Regions from separate parts of the Homo sapiens genome. Here region 1 is linked to region 2. A link is a loop called in an ENCODE intact Hi-C map of the cell type or tissue named here. Cell type or tissue: pancreas. All regions are shown on one strand.

The links. Peaks named below come from ENCODE experiments on the same cell type or tissue, not always from the same donor. Only the 100,000 strongest peaks of a DNase experiment are listed, where the experiment ranks them.
Region 1: a loop joins it to region 2, with 2.1 times the contacts of the local background. A loop is called at or near these places in 76 of 110 quality-filtered maps.

The regions. Positions count from the first base shown.
Region 1 is chr10:27,563,765-27,566,264 of GRCh38, reverse strand. It overlaps LINC02680 (long intergenic non-protein coding RNA 2680), which reads right to left and starts at 78. Exons shown (of 3, transcript XR_007062094.1): 1 at 1-78. In pancreas, no CTCF peak of the experiment used is centred here; no DNase peak of the experiment used is centred here.
Region 2 is chr10:27,653,486-27,655,985 of GRCh38, reverse strand. No RefSeq gene overlaps it. Among named protein-coding and RNA genes, the nearest start is that of LINC02680, 89 kb to the right of the region's middle. In pancreas, no CTCF peak of the experiment used is centred here; no DNase peak of the experiment used is centred here.

The sequences.
Region 1 (2,500 bases), 90 kb after region 2:
AAAAGATTAACCTATGCCATGGTTTGAATGTGTCCCCTAAAGTTCATGTATTGGAAACTTGATCCCCAATGTGGAGGTGGTGGGAGATGGGACCTTTAAGAGGTGTTTAGTTTGTAAAAGCTCTGCCCTCATAAATGGATTAATGCCATTATTGTGAGAGTAGGTTTATTATCACAGGAGTGGGTTTCTTTTCTTTTCTTTTTTTTCTTTTCTTTTTTTTTTTTAGATGGAGTCTCACTCTGTTGCCCAGGCTGGAATGCAGTGGTGTGACCTCAGCTCACTGCAACCTCCGCCTCCTGGGTTCAAGCAATTCTCCTGCCTCATCCTCCTGAGTAGCTGGAATTACAGGTGCATGCCACCATGCCTGGCTAATTTTTGTATTTTTCGTAGAGATGAGGTTTCACCATGTTGGCCGGGCTGGTCTTGAACTCCTGACCTCAGGTGATCTGCCTGCCTCAGCCTCCCAAAGTGCTGGGATTACAGGCATGAGCCACTGCGCCAGCCTAGGAGTGGGTTTCTTATAAAAGGATGAGTTTTGTCCCCTCTTGCTGTCTCTCTCATCCATATGATGTATTCCACCACATTATGATGCATAAGAAGGCCGTCACCAGATGCTAGTACTTTATATTGGACTTCTCGACCTCCAGAACTATAAGCCAATAAATGTCTGTTCATTATAAATTACCCAGTCTGTGGTATTCTGTTTTAGCAGCACAAAATGGACTAAGCCTCTTATGAGCTACTCATCTATTACCAAGGATTATTATTTTTGCCTTTTAGAAAAATACACTACTAACAATGTAATAGTTAGACTGAATGATGGAAGGTCAGATTCAGAGAGATCCATTAGAGAATGTTAATGTTACAGATTACAGTGGTAATGGAGAAGTTCAGGTTTTAACGAAGACCTGAACTAAGGATAAGGAACTCTATTTATGTATGCCAAGATGTGGAAAATAATCTAAATGTCCATTGACAGATGAATGGATAAAGAAAATATATGCAAACAATGAAGTATTATTCAGCCTTAGAAAAGAAGGAAATCCTACAGTATGAGACAACATGGATGAATGTGGAGGACATTACACTATGTGAAATAAGGTAGTCACAGGACAACAAATACTTTTTTAGATGCTTCATATAAGTGGTTCCACTTACATGAAGTATCTAAAAATAGCCAAAGCCAAACCCGTACAGAGAGTAAGAAGACTGGTTGCCAGAGGCTGGCGGCGGGGAGGGGGAAATGGGGAGTTGATATTCATTGGGTATAAAGATTTAGTTATACAAGATGAATAAGTTCCAGACATCTGCTGTACAATTAAATGTCTATAGCTAATACTTAAAAGTTTGTTGAAAGAATAGGTCTCATGTTAAATGCTATTACTACAATTTTTAAAAAGAGAAATGCTAGAAATCAAAAACACTGTAAGAGAAATGAAGAGCCTTTGATGACCTTGTTAGTAGACTGAATATGACTGAGGATAGAATCACTAAGTTTGAGGAAATGTCAATAGAAATATTCAAATTGGAAAAACAGAAAACGAAGAAGTGAGAAAGGAACAGAAGAGATTAAGTGAAGCAATAATCATTGAGAATTTTGCTCAAATAAATGTCAGACACCAAACCACAAATCCAGGAAGCTGAGAGGGCACCAAGCAGGATAAATCTCTCTCTCTCTTTCTTTCTCTTTCTCTTTCTCTTTCTCTCTGTCTCTCTTTCTCTCTCACACACACACACAGACACACACACACACATACCCTACATGTAGGCATATCATATTCAAACTGAAGAAAAATCAAAGATAAAGTGTTTCAAGAAGGCAAAAGAAAAAAAAACACTTTATCTCTAGAGGAGCAAAGATAAGAATTACATGTGATGTCTCCTCAGCAAGTAGGCAAGCAAGAATAGAGTGAAGGGAAGTGTTTAAAGTTTTGAGATAAAAGGCCACCAACCTAGAATACTGTACCCTGAGAAATTATTCAAAAGTGAAGGAGAAATGAACTTTCTCAAACAAACAAAAATCAAATTTGTTGCCAGTAGACCTGCCTTGCAAGAAATGTTGAAGCATGTTCTTCAAAGAGGAGGAAACTGATACAGGTCAGAAACTCAGATCTACATAAAGAAAAGATTAGCACTGGAAAATGAATAAGATATGGTTGGACAAAAACTTTTACTTTTCTTATTACTCAGTTTTCTAACCAATAAATGTTCAAAATAATAATAGAGGCTGGGTGCAGTGGCTAACACCTGTAATTCTAGCACTTTGGAAGGCTGAGGTGGGAGGATCTCTTGAACCCAAGAGTTTGGGACCAGTCTGGGCAACACAATGAGACCCTGTCTCTACAACAACACAAAATTAGCCTGGCATGGTGGTATGCACCTGTAGTGCTACTCAGGAGGTTGAGGCAGGAGGACTGTTTGAGCCCCAGAGGTCAAGGCTGCAGTGAGCCATTATTACAATATTGCACTCCAGCTGGGCAACAGAGCAAGACCCTGCCTC
Region 2 (2,500 bases):
GCTGGGACTTCAGGCGCCTGCCACCATGGCCGGCTAATTTTTTATATTTTTAGTAGAGACGGGGTTTCACCGTGTTAGCCAGGATGGTCTTCATCTCCTGACCTCGTGATCTGACTGCTTCGGCCTCCCAAAGTGCTGGGATTACAGGCGTGAGCCACTGTACCAGGCCCTATATTACTAACGTGGTTTTCTGAGATCTTAATTGAAATCTTTTATTTCATCTTGTATTTTGTAGTATTCCTTCCTTGTCCCATTTAATATATTTTTTTAAATCTCAGTTTGGTGACTTATTTCAATCCTATTTCATAGAGCACATGTTTTCTTAAATGTTAGTAAGAGTCCATAGCAGATGCTGTCTAAAATTGACTTCTTTTTTATGCAACAAATCTTTTACAAAAGTGTGTTCTCATTGCCTTTTGAATATTATATTTTCCTTCTTACATTGGGGAGTTTATTCCTAGGCCCCGTATGAGTCACAGTACAATCAGGAAAACAAAACACACTAGATAGTTGAAAATGGGAAGCTACGTACAGAGAATTGGTCACAGAAGTGATGGAGGAGATGAGAGGTCAAACAGGGATGCTAAGGATTAGAGAGGCGAGAGGAGCCCAGGAGCCAGGCCATTGGAAAGAAGCTGGGACCTCCATGGGCCGGCCTGGGGGAGCTGAGACCACAGAGGGAGAGGCAACACTCAGGGAGCTGGAGCCATGAAGGAGACAAGGCCACTGCCCAAGGGGCCTTCCGATGCAGAGAGAATGTCCTGGCTTCTCCCTCCCTCCCACCCTCAGCCTCCAATGGGCCAGGGAGCCTGGGACACAGAGAAGGGAGAGAGCAGAGGAGGGGAAGCAGAAGGAAGCCACCTCCACTGTGCTGGCTTGCTGGACTCACTTCCTCTCCACTCTTCTGTGAACAATCAGTTTTGTCTACTGGCCTAGTATTTGGGCTGAAAGTGAAACAGCCCAATTTTCCAACAAGCTGAATGCCTATAGAACGGAAGCTTTAGAAACTTATGTTTGTACAATGAGATGCACCTGCTGCTGCTTATTGGCCATTCCTCTTCCTTACCCGTCTGACATGGTTTGGCTGTGTCCCCACCCAAATCTCATCTTAAATTCCCATTAGTTATGGGAGGGATCCAGTAGGAGGTAATTGAATCATGGGGGCAGGTCTTTCCCATGCTGTTCTCATGAGAGTGAATAAGTCTCATGAGATCTGATGGTTTTATAAGCACGAGTTTCCCTGCACAAGCTCTCTCTCTTTGCCTGCCACTATCCATGTGAGACATGACTTGCTCCTCCTTGCCTTCCAGCGTGATTGTGAGGCCTCCCCAGCCATGTGGAACTGAGTCCATTAAACCTCTTTTTCTGTATAAATTACCCAGTCTCAGGTATGTCTTTATCAGCAGCGTGAGAACAGATACCATCCCTAATGCCTGTTTTCCCGCATGTGGTTATGATGAGACCCCTCACTTGACCACCTGCTGCCTGATGAACACCTCCTCTTCCTCACCCTTCTTGTTGTCCTTCCCAGCTATATAAACCCTTAACTTCCATCTGCAGGGAGGGAGGGATTTGAGGTTTGGCTCCCATCTCTCTGGCTGTTGTCACCGGAAAAAGCCTTCATCCGTGGCAGTACTCATTGTCTCCACGATTGGTTTTCTGTGCAGCAAGCAATGGGACCTAGACTGAACCCCTGGTGTTAGTAACAGCTGAATGCCTCTCCGATACCCCTCAGAAGGTGCCTGCCATTCCTAAGCAGGTGCAACCCATTAACTAGAGGAATGAGGTAGGAAGTTGGGGGTTCCCTGGCAGCACATCTCCTCTCTGCTTCAGGGGAAGCTGCCCTTCCAGTGCCAGCTGCTCTCACTGATCCTCCTCCTGGGCCTGTGGCTGCATCATCGTGGCCCCCCTGCCTCTGCCTCTCAAGGGGCAGCTCCCCCCACATTCAGCCTCCCCCTGAGCCTCCCCACCCAGCCTCCCCTGACATAACCTCCCCCCGAGCCTCTCTTTGCTTGACCTCATTCCTGATGCTGCTGCCTGAGAAACTTCCGAAAGCCCAGCACTGACCACTGCCTGGCAGGGCTCCAGGAGCCCCACACTTCACCCTGACTTCTCCTCCTAAAAGATGATGTGTTGAAAGAAGATCCTTACTCCTGCTGAAGAGGCCTCATCCCCCAGCCCTCCTAGGGGGTGTCTTCATCTGGACCTGTGGGTTGAGCCTCCCTTACAATGGCTGAAAGTCCTCTAAGAGGGTGTCCCCTCTCTGTCTCATAATCTGTCCTCACACTAGGACCCAGCAGACATTCATGGAGTTTGAGACCCTCTCTATTTCTTTCCTGCAAGGCCACCACAACCAGGGACTCTGCAAGGCTCTAAGGACACAAATGAACAGGACAAAGCTCCTGCCCCAAGGAGCTCATGGCCCCACTAGGACAACAGGCAAATAAAGAGGCACTCCCAGGACAGAGGAAGGGCCAGACAGGGCGGGCAGAGCATGCAG